Regions from separate parts of the Homo sapiens genome. Here region 1 is linked to region 2. Evidence: chromatin contacts called from ENCODE Hi-C or POLR2A ChIA-PET data. All regions are on one chromosome and are shown on one strand. The core of a region is the stretch at or near the end of the contact, and the rest is flanking DNA. Distances in the headings are between cores, read along the strand shown.

The links. A loop is a pair of places that touch in the nucleus more often than their neighbours do. ChIA-PET counts read pairs that join two places held with the same protein, here RNA polymerase II (POLR2A). Pooled maps may share reads with other maps.
Region 1: a map of ectodermal cell shows a loop between it and region 2 (2.6-fold over the local background). The contact joins the promoter of TEX53 here to the enhancer-like site in region 2. A Hi-C loop is called at or near these places in 55 of 168 maps with a recorded cell type or tissue (A673, B cell, CD14-positive monocyte and 35 more), 33 of 37 single-sample maps with no recorded cell type and 35 of 50 pooled maps. POLR2A ChIA-PET finds 5 or more read pairs at or near these places in 6 of 52 experiments (CD4-positive, alpha-beta T cell, MCF 10A, PC-9 and 3 more).

Annotation. Positions count from the first base shown.
Region 1 is chr9:114,654,737-114,660,171 of GRCh38, forward strand. It overlaps TEX53 (testis expressed 53), which reads right to left and starts at 3,069. Exons shown (of 2, transcript NM_001354645.2): 1 at 2,930-3,069; 2 at 1,568-1,896. The coding sequence starts at 3,038. The coding sequence ends at 1,793. LOC107987121 (a long non-coding RNA gene) reads left to right here and starts at 3,180. Exons shown (of 2, transcript XR_007061744.1): 1 at 3,180-3,332; 2 at 4,255-5,435.
Region 2 is chr9:114,449,010-114,454,072 of GRCh38, forward strand. The region is part of intron 3 of WHRN (whirlin); the gene reads right to left. Among named protein-coding and RNA genes, the nearest start is that of WHRN, 54 kb to the right of the region's middle. Within about 2 kb of position 1,349, at least 4 of the 41 ENCODE cell types and tissues checked have a DNase peak (open chromatin) inside an H3K27ac peak, as active enhancers do; they include B cell, adrenal gland, spleen and 1 more, where a contact is called at or near this core.

The DNA.
Region 1 (5,435 bases), core at 1,819-4,318, 210 kb after region 2:
TAATCCCAGCTACTCAGGAGGCTGAGGCAGGAGAATCGCTTGAACCCGGGAGGCAGAGGTTGCTGTGAGCCGAAAGTGTGCCATTGCACTCCAGCCTGGGCAACGAAAGAGAAACTCCGTCTCAAAAAAAAAATTAAAAAAAAAAATTAGCTGGGTGTGGTGGCACTTTCCTGTAGCTACTTGGGAGGCTGAGGCAGGAGAATCCTTGAACCTGGGAGGTGGAGGTTGCAGCCAGCCAAGATCATGCCACTGCCCTCCAGGCTGGGTGACAGAGCAAGACTCCGTCTCAGACAAACAGACAAACAAACAAAAAAAGTGTTGTCTTCCAACTCGCCTTGTTTGTTATGGTCTGAATGTTAATGTTCCCCCAAATTCATGTGTTGAAATCTTAACTCCCAAGGTGATGGTATAAGAATTGTGGTCTTTGGGAGGTTTAGGAGGATTAGGTCATGAGAGCAGAGCCCTCACGATTGAGATTAGTGCCCTTATGAAAGAGCCTGAGAGAGACCCCTTGCCCCTTCTGCTATGTGAGAACACAGCAAGAAGCGCCCTCTATGAGGAACAGGCCCTCACCAGACACTGATGCTGCTGGAGTTTTGATCTTGGACTTCCCAGCCTCCAAAACTGTGAGAAATAAACTTCTGTTGTTTGTAAGTCACCCGGTTATGGTATCTTATTTTAGTAGTCTGAACAGACTAAGGCACTGTTCATAGTACAAAAGTTGGAAATCAGGCTGTGTCACTTTGTTGCTTAAAACTCACCTGTGGCTTCCCATTATTTTCAAGATAGAGTTCAGCTCCTTTTCCCTGGATACAAAGCTCTTGATGCTCTGCCCACTTCACCTCCCACCAAACCCTGGCTCAGGTTTTCACTTGAGTCATTCTAGACTTGGTACTTTGCTACCCTCATGCCCTCCCAGGTCGTGCCCCTATTTTCCAACTTTGCTGATTGTATTCCCTCCTTCTGGAATATCATCCCTTCTCCTTTTAGCTAACTTCCCTTCAAGCACCATCGCCTCCAGGAAGCCTTCCATTAATCCCCGAGTCAGTTGCAAAATGCTCCTTTGTCATTTTGCTTTCCAAGTTTTTGCCCTATTATGTCAGAGTGATACACTTCCATGCCTGGCTCCCTGGCTAATGTGGAAACCATGTGGGGTCTTCTGCATATTACTCACAGTTGCATACTCCGTGTTTCAGCACAAGCGGTGCTGCGTATCAGCACTGGCTACGCATTGCATAACTCTAGGGCTGCTGTTTGTAGAGTTTTTCACAACATGCCCTGCTGTTCCCTATGGCCCTGAGCGTCAAATGGAGTCGCACAGTAGGCAAGCAGAATTGTGCCCTGAAGCTCTGGACGTTTATGACAGTGGCCTGTTATACAAACTGGCCTCTCCTAATATAGCACTTCCCTGTTAGGTTGGTTAGGAGTGACTGAAACAAATGTGTTAATGCGTTAAAATGACAAAACCACATTTCTTTCCAAGAGGTGCCAGGGTCTAATTGCTCCATGTTTTTGGGAATCTCAGAGGTAGGGCTGGCAAAGGGGGAAGGAGGAGAGACACTTCCTCTGATGTGACCAAGGACTTTAATTGGAGGCGGCTCCCCCCCACGGTGGCTTTTTCAGAAGCTGGAGTGACTCTTGGTGGTGGCACAGGGATGGCTCAGACGTCTTCTCCTCCTGCAGGGGAGTTTCTGAATCAGTCTTCATGACTCTTGTCCACTGCCCTCTTCCTCATGGAAGCCCAGCAGCTGTGCAGCCGCAGGGACCACGTGGGTGCCGCCGGCTAGAATGCTCATGGCCTCCTAAGGATGCACGCCTTGAGCATCATGCGGTTGTCATAGGGGAGGCGTGGATGTCTTTTTGGTACAGCACTGTGGAGAGAATTTGTGTTCAGATCTGAAAGAACAGAGGAATAAACTTATCCTGGGTAAAGGCTTTGAGTGATGCGCGTATAACCTATCTTGGCCATACTCCACTCAGAGACTCCTCAAATCATTAATCTCTTTAAAAATAAAAGTTTGCTTGTATGAGCTAAGAATGATCTCGAGCTGGGTGAAGCAATGGAGATTTTAGAGTTTACTCATTACCTCAGCGTGGCCCAGCTGATCCTTATACACATCCACAGATATCATTTGTTGAATGTCTTTTTTTTTGTTTTGAGGTGGAGTCTCGCTCTGTCGCTCAGGCTGGAGTGCAGTGGCGCGATCTCGGCTCACTGCAAGCTCCGCCTCCTCGGTTCACTCCATTCTCCTGCCTCAGCCTCCTGAGTAGCTGGGACTACAGGCGCCCACCACCATGCCCCGCTAATTTTTTGTATTTTTAGTAGAGACGGGGTTTCACCGTGTTAGCCAGGATGGTCTCGATCTCCTGACCTCGTGATCTGCCCGCCTCAGTCTCCCAAAGTGCTGGGATTACAGGCGTGAGCCACCGTGCCCGGCCTTGTTGAATGTCTTCTTTGTGTGGGGCCATATGCATTCACTTACACACGGTGCCTGCCTTCATCCTCCTAACAGCCTGCACAGTGGGCAATATATTATCGTTATCCTCATTTTGGAGAGAAGGATGCTGAGGCTTAGAGAGGGAGGGTCGGCGACATGCCCAAACTCAGTAAGCAGCAGAGGCAGAGTTTAAACTACCATCTAATAAAGTACCACAAACTCAGTGAGAAATTAAATAAATCAACAAATGGCCATGGAGGACTAAAGCCAGTGATTTCAACGAATATCTACCACCTAATAACTAATCTCTAATAACTGATAGAGTCTTTAGACTGTGTTGTTCCAGGCTTGAGTAACTACGCCCTTTCCACACTCCCAGAAGGCTGAAAGAAGTCTGACTATGTCCCAGCAGGAGGTGGCCGGGGAGGCCGAGGCGCAGAGAATCATTCAGGTGTTCCTGACACTATCACACACCCACGTCTGGAACCTACTGAAGGACCGTGGATGATGCTGTTCGAACATTCTTGGATTGTGGAAGCCAACAGTGGTGGAAGACCCCTCGCTGGTCTTGCGGCAACAACAGAAGATCTTGGACCCCATGTTTTGGTGCGCGGTGGGAGGAGGAAAGGGCACTGGGGCTCCTGGCTCTGCAGCTCCAATCCCAGAAACCCATTGTTATTTAAGCGCTGGGTCATAGTGGGCCCTTCCCCTCTCTCTGACCTGCTGTAGCTCCCTGTGGCCAGCAGTTCCAGGCCCACCTGCCTGGGCCCACCACTCTGAGGGTCAGTCTTTCCTCAACTGTGCACATTTCTCCTACCTGTGGAAAGGACATGGAGCCTCCACTCTGCCAGTCTTTCCCTGTAGCGTTGCCTTCTTGAACCACAGATGTTGGAGGTCCAGCACAGTTCTCTGGGCAGGGTTGTTTTCTAGATGAACTTAAGACTGTAGCTGGAAAACGTGAATCTCTGCTTTGCCAGGTCCTATGGCAGCAGAACCCCAGGAGATGCGGCAGCCCACACAGACAAGCTTGTGTTTAAGGGTCAGATTTGCCTTCTCTCTAGGTGTATGTGTGCTCTTGGGTTGGTTCTGTAATCTCTTTGTGCCTCACTTTATTTTATTTTATTTATTTATTTTTTGAGACAGGGTCTTGCTTTGTAGCCCAGGCAGGAGTGAAGTGGCAAAATCATAGCTCACTGCAGCCTCGAACTCCTAGGCTCAAGTGATCCTCTTGCCTCAGCTTCCTGAGTAGCTGGGACTACAGGTGTGTGACACCGTATCTGGCTAATTTTTTTTTTTTTAAACTTTTTGTAGAGACCGGATCTTGCTATTCTGCCCAGGCTGGTCTTAAACTCTTCGCCTCAAGAGATCCTTCTGCCTCAGCCTCCCAAAGTGCTGGAATTACAGGCATGAGTCACTTTGCCCAGCCACTGGCCTCCCTTTCTTATCTGGAAAATGGGAACAGTAATACCACCTTGGAGTAATGAGTGTTTAATTGTCTGTAAACTGGCCGCTCTGATGGGAGGTACCCCAAAGTACTTTCTGTGCTCATTGTCTTCCCATATGGTTTGTTGGCTCCATTATTCCAGCTGGGCCCAGGTCCCACAGGAGCATGATGATGAAGCCCAGCTTTGCTGGTCCCAGTCCTGGCACTGCCACTAACTTGCTGTGTGGCTTTGGGCTAGCCCATACTGAGGCCCCCCGCATCTGCAACAGGAAGTCAGTGGGCTGCGTCATCTATCTTTCCAAGGATTCTCCCAGCTCTGATGACCGAAGGTTGTAAGTCTATGTTATTCCCAACCTCCTTTCTCTTTTCCAGGCTCTGGCCATCTGCTGTTGCTCCCCTTTCTCTGTGGCCAAAGCCCCACTCTGGAAATTTCCATCATCGGTGGTCGTGTGTCGATCACAGCACACTGGGTTCACTCCATGGCCTCATCCTTGGGTAGTGAGTTCCCACCCGTCCAGTGCTCCTCTCCAGCCTCAGTCACCAGCATCTCCTACTTGGATTATTGCAACGGCTCCTAAGCATCAGCATTAAGCACCAACACAGATGAATCCTCCTCCTACAGACATTAGATCATGTCACACCTCTGCCCAGACCTCCCAGTGGCTTCCAGTATCATGTTGAATAAAAGAAAAGTCTTTCCCTGGGCCTGTCTTGAAAAAACTCATAATCTAACCATTTATCCACTTGTCCCTCACTGTCTCCTGCTACTTTACCCTTCACCCCTTTCCCGCCACACCAAACACACCACTGTTTGCATTTCTGCTGGAACGCTCTTCCCCTAGAAATCCACAAGACTCATTCTCTCACTTGTTTCAAGCCTTTGCTTAAAGAACACTTCATCTTTTTTTTTTTTTTTTTGAATGGAGTATCACTCTATTGCCCAGGCTGGAGGGCAGTGGGGCGATCTCAGCTCACTAACCTCTGCCTTTGGGGTTCAGGCGATTCTTATTCCTTAGCCTCCTGAGTAGCTGGGATTACAGGTGCGCACCACCATGCCCGGCTAATTTTTGTGTTTTTAGTAGAGACGGGGTTTCACCATGTTGGCCAGGCTGGTCTCAAACTCCTGACCTCAGGAAATCTGCCTGCCTCGGCCTCCCAAGTTGCAAGGATTACAGGCGTGAGCCACCATGCCTGGCCATGAACACTTTTTCTAGTGAGGCCTTCTCTGGCCTATTTACTCTATTTAATTCTCTCTGTTTATTCCCTCTGTTTAAGCCTCCTCCCTGCTCCCAGCACTCTCTATTTCCCTTCCCCACCTCATGCTTCTCTGCAGCCCTTGTCATGTTCAGAAGTAGCCTAGAATTTATTTATGAGCACGTACTCACTTTCCCATTAGTAAACCCAGGAAGGCAGGGAGTCTCCTGTGTTCACTGCTGGGTCCCCAGTGCAGGGTGTAGGACAGGTGGTTAACAGCATTTATGGCATGGTTGGATGAACCTGTATGTATCTCACTTTGGTCTAGGGTCCAAGCAGGTGCTGTCACCGGGGAGCAG
Region 2 (5,063 bases), core at 99-2,598:
GGTCAAGTGCCCAAAGCACTGCCCCATATAGTTACCTACCTCTCCCAAAGCCCTTCATGTTTCTATCCCACAGCAGAGGCTGAAGAAATGCTCACTGGTAATCATTTCCCTTATGAAAGAGGGGACCGTGCTGACCTCAGATTCAGTAAACCATATGTACCCACAAGCAGGCATTTAATTTGGCATGACCACATGTAAAGCCAGAAGGGCAACCAATGACATTTCCGGGGCCAGTCAGCTCTTCATGCCCCTACCCTATTCCAGGACCTTTGTTCAGCCACTTGGGAATGAGATGAGAAGGAAAGCCCACAGACATCCCCAGCTAGTAGCCTCTCTCTGGTGGACAGAATGGTTCACAGGGACCCTGAGCACACGAACAAATGATCTCACCTTTTCCTGTGGCCAAGCTGCAAGTGAGCTCTGCTCTAATGGGCGTGCCCAGAGAAATTAAGTCTTTTTGGCAGCAGCCTGCCTTGGCGCAATTACCACCCTACCAAGGGCCGCTGTAAAGACCAGGCCAGAGGACTAAGCATCTCGAATTTCTGCAATTGATTAAACACTCATTCAGAGAGGCCATTTCAAAAATCCAACTAAGAGAGTATCATAAGGAAGGACTGAGAAGGTGGCACAGCTGGGGGCGGGTGGGGAGCAGAGGCTACAGCAATCACTCAGCCTGTGGCAGGTTCTTGGGAAATAAATCACCTTCCGGCTCCTTGGGAAAGACGTTCATCATCAATGTCAATTCATCAGCTATCTGAGCATCGCAGATGTAACTGCAGATCAGTCTTGCCACAAGCCAATCGCTTAGACAATTACAGCTACCATTTCTTTTTGGTTGCTTATCATGTGCCAGGCACTGGGCTAGGGATTTTATATGCATTAGCTCATGTTGTCTTGACAATATAGTACCTAGGATATAGGTGGTACTATTATTATCATTATTATCAAAAACTGGAATCTACAGGAGCTTGGGAAGCACTGCTCCTCTATAGTCTCTACGAAGGAAGCAAGAGCCAACTCTGAGGCTTAGGACTTGTGGACCCGCCCAGGAGTGAGAGGTGGCTACTGCACCTCAGGGATAGGCACTCCCGAGGGCATGGCTCATTAGAAAAAACCCACTCCAGCAAAAGGGGCTGGTGGGGAGGCAAAGCCCAGTTATCTGAGCTGGACCTCAGCAAGGACAAGGAAATTGTCATCCTACCTTCTGCTGAAAAAGCCTGGGGATTTTTGAAGCCCCAAAGCAACCAGGTGCTGGAGAGGTTGCTGCTCTGCCACAAGTCCTCGAAAGCAGGGGCAGTGTGGGGCCAGGGCTGGAGTGCCAAAGAGGGACAGGCAGGATTAGCCTCGAGTTTATTCCATCCCAGAGGGACAATACAAGACTGTCCCCTAGCCTGGGAGGAAGGCCCCACTGTGAAACTGCCCTGGCTGGGTGTTAGAGGACAGAGCCAAGCCTGCAACCTTGGCCAGCCCCTTCCTGGTAAGTGGCCATGGGCAAATCACTTCCACCTTCTGAGCCTCAAGCAAGACTCATGCGGTTACCTTACAAGGTTATACTGAAAATCAGGAATAATTTTTAAAGCTAATTAAAAAAATACTTTTATCTGCATCAAGTGCTTGCTAGAGATTCTCTGGCTACATCTTCACCATGTCCCAAGAGGTATTATTACCCCAGCTTTACAAATGAGGAAACCGAGTCTCAGGGTGATAAAGTGACAAGACAGGTTTTACACACCATGCAACACCACCAGGGAATGTCATCACCGCCCCGGCACACAGTAGGTGTCAGAAGTAGCTGCTATTGTTATTATTATTAGTTTCCCCCCCCGCAAAAAAATACTTTCTGCTGAGATACAGCTTTAGTCATACATTCTCAATTAAATAATTTTAAAAGTTGAGCTAGGCCCATGCTCTCATGTGGGAATGACAGACATTGAATCATCTGGGCCACGGGTCCCCCTTTTCTGCCCCATGGCAGACACAGCGCTAAGTGACTCTTAGCATTAGCTAACTATCCCTTCTTGCAGAGCCCGGCTGCAACCACACAGGTACAAACATGTGTACAGGCGCACTAATGAAATGGCATTGGCATGCAAGAGATCGGTGACTTGCTGCCCTTGGGAATGGAAAAAGCACTGGATTTGGGGTCAGAAAAACGTGGGCAAAGCCCATCCAAGGTAAAATAGAAAGTCCTTTGCCAGTCTGAGGCACTGTGACTTTGTGCTCAGCTGTCCCTGTTGGCATCAGCACAGAGGTAAGGCATGTGGCCTTAGGGAGGCCTGCCTTTGAATCACAGCTTCTCTGCCAACTAAAAATATGTTTTGGGGCAAGCTGCTTAATCTCATTGAGTCTCGGGTTCTTTATCAGTGAAATAGGCATGATGAAACTCAGGAGATCCTCCTGGGGCTGCCAAGAGGACGGAGCAAGATGATTTCAAGGAATCACCTGGACAGGGCTGGGCCTGCAGCAAATCATCAATAAATAGTTGCTTTTATGGCATTGTTATTATGGAGACATCAGAAATATCACTGTGGGGGTGTGTGCGCATGAACGCACACACCACACACACAGGAAAACCCCAAGTGAAGACCATTCGCTCCTCCCTAATTTTCACAAAGCAGTAAATTCAAGCTGCCTACAGGGGAAGGCCCTGCCCTGTGTCCCTCCCCCAGTCTGCCTGAGAACCACTTCACAAAGAGAGGACCCATCTAAGTTCTGTAAGAACCTCTGGGGTTCACCAGAGAAGGTATGAGGAGAGGGAAGAGATGAGAATGGGACTTCTGTGACTAAGTGCTAGACCCACCTGGGTTTGAATCCCAGCTCTTCTTCCTATTAACTGTGTGACCTTGGGCAAGTTACTTAACCTCTCTGGGCTTCAGCTGCCCATCTGTAAAATAGGGATAATACCAGAGCCTCCTTGCAGGGATGCTGGGAGCATTAAATGATTCACTGTAGGCACAGTACTCACTAAGCACCATGGTGGGACAGAGGGCGGACTCCCAAAATGCTGGCAATTGCTGTTGTTATTCCTGCATGTTAGAAATAACTAGAAGACTGCTCACCCTAATGACTTATTTCTGTTACTACTATTTCCTCAGCAACATAGGAAAGGTAAAGAATAAAAATTAAAATTAAAAAATGTATCATTACTGTTTCCTGTTATCACCACTACCCTCATGCTGCTGTATCTTCTGCCATTTTCACCATGCTTTTACTTAAACACATCCTGAATGGCCAGAAGAATCCTCCGGGTTCCAAATCTAAAAAGCAGAGTGTGCAGAAACATCGGGCAGGTGTCACCAACATGCTGACGGCAGAGAACCGGGCAGAAGTGGGGAGAGCTGGCTGGCCGGCTGCCAAGGGGCGTCAGCCTGAGTTTCCATCACGCAAATTCAGGGTTATAGGGCTAACAAGGACAGCACCTGGCACACAGTAAGTATCCGGGAAATTGTTCTTGTCTTGAAGAAGTGACTGTGGAGAAGGCAGGCCCTGAGCCAGGTGTCTTTGACTCCAAAGCTCCTATCTTGAGCACTATCTCCTTTGCATCCTGGCCTGAACACAGCACAGAGCAGGCATTTTTGTTTGAGAAGTGTGAGTGGTTTTCCCACTCACCTAGGTTGTGCATTGAGCAATCAGACCCTGTCTCTCAGAGATGCTTGCCTTTGGGCTAAAAGAGGCTGGGTAGCAGCCTGGCCCACAGTGAGGTTTGCTCATCACAGGTGCTCTCTGGACATTAGGTGCCATCTTCAGCTCCTCCCTGATGGAGGGCAGATGGCGGGAATCAGTCTACACTCACAGATCTCAGCTGCCAACCCTCCATTTCACACATGGGGATGCTGAGGGCCAGAAGGAAGGAAAGGACTGGCTGAGAGAAGGGCCCAGAGCTCTGGGCCCCCAGCATAGAGCCCCGTTGCCATCAGGCAGTTTGGCTTTGTCTGCTGATTCCATCCTGATGCTTCTGCTGGGAGGCGAGAGCAAGCCTGACAGACTCTCCACACCTGCTTCCTGTTTCTTCATGGAGGAAGGGGTGTGGTTACTGTGTTTGTTTTGCATTGCTATAAAGGAATACCTGAGGCTGGGTAATTTATAAAGAAAAGAGGTTTATCTTGGCTCATGGTCCTGCAGGCTGTACAAACAGCGTGGTGCTGGCATCTGCTTCTGGTGAGGCCTCAGGAAGCTTTTACTCATGGCAGATGGTGAAAAGGGAGCAGGTGTGTCACAAGGTGAGAGAAGGAGTAAGAGAGGTCCCAGGCTCTTTTAAACAACCAGCTCTCACATGAACTAATAGAGCAAGAACTCACTCATTACCTCTGGGAGGGCACCAAGCCCTTCATGAAGGGTCCACCCCTGTGACCCAAACACCTCCCAGTAGGCCCCCTCCAACACTGGGGATCACATTTCAACATGAGATTCGGAGAGGACAAATATCCAAACTACATCAGTTACTATATAATATTTGTTTAATAAGGATCCTTTAAGTGTATTTCATTCTGTGATTATGGCTGATTTTATGGTAGTCCTAATGAAGGTGACAAAAATAATGTCTTAATATTTATATAATTCCTGACAGTTAAAAAAAACTCACATAATAAGGGCACCTTACAAGCAATTCTCTGCCTTTAAATTCCACAACTTGGATGAATGGACCAATTTCTTGAGAGACGCAAACTACTAACACTCAAGAAAGAAAAATAGATAACCTATAGATATCCTATATATTACATGTCCAAAAAATGGAGTTTATAGTTAAATCATCTCCCCCAAAAAAACTCAAGCCCAGACACTTTCATGAATGACTTCCCAACTCATTTTGTGAAGCCAGCATTATATAATACTAAGACTAGATACATTATAAGAAAAGAAAACCCAGACCACTATCCTTCATGAACACAAATGGAAATATCCTCCACAAAACATTGGCAAATCAAATCCAGCAATCTCTATAAGGGATAATTTATCACAACCAAGAGTGTTTATACAAGGAATGCAAGGCTGTTTCAACATTTGAAAATCAATGTAATTAACAGATTAAAAGAGAAAAGCCATATGATCAGAAAAATACTTTA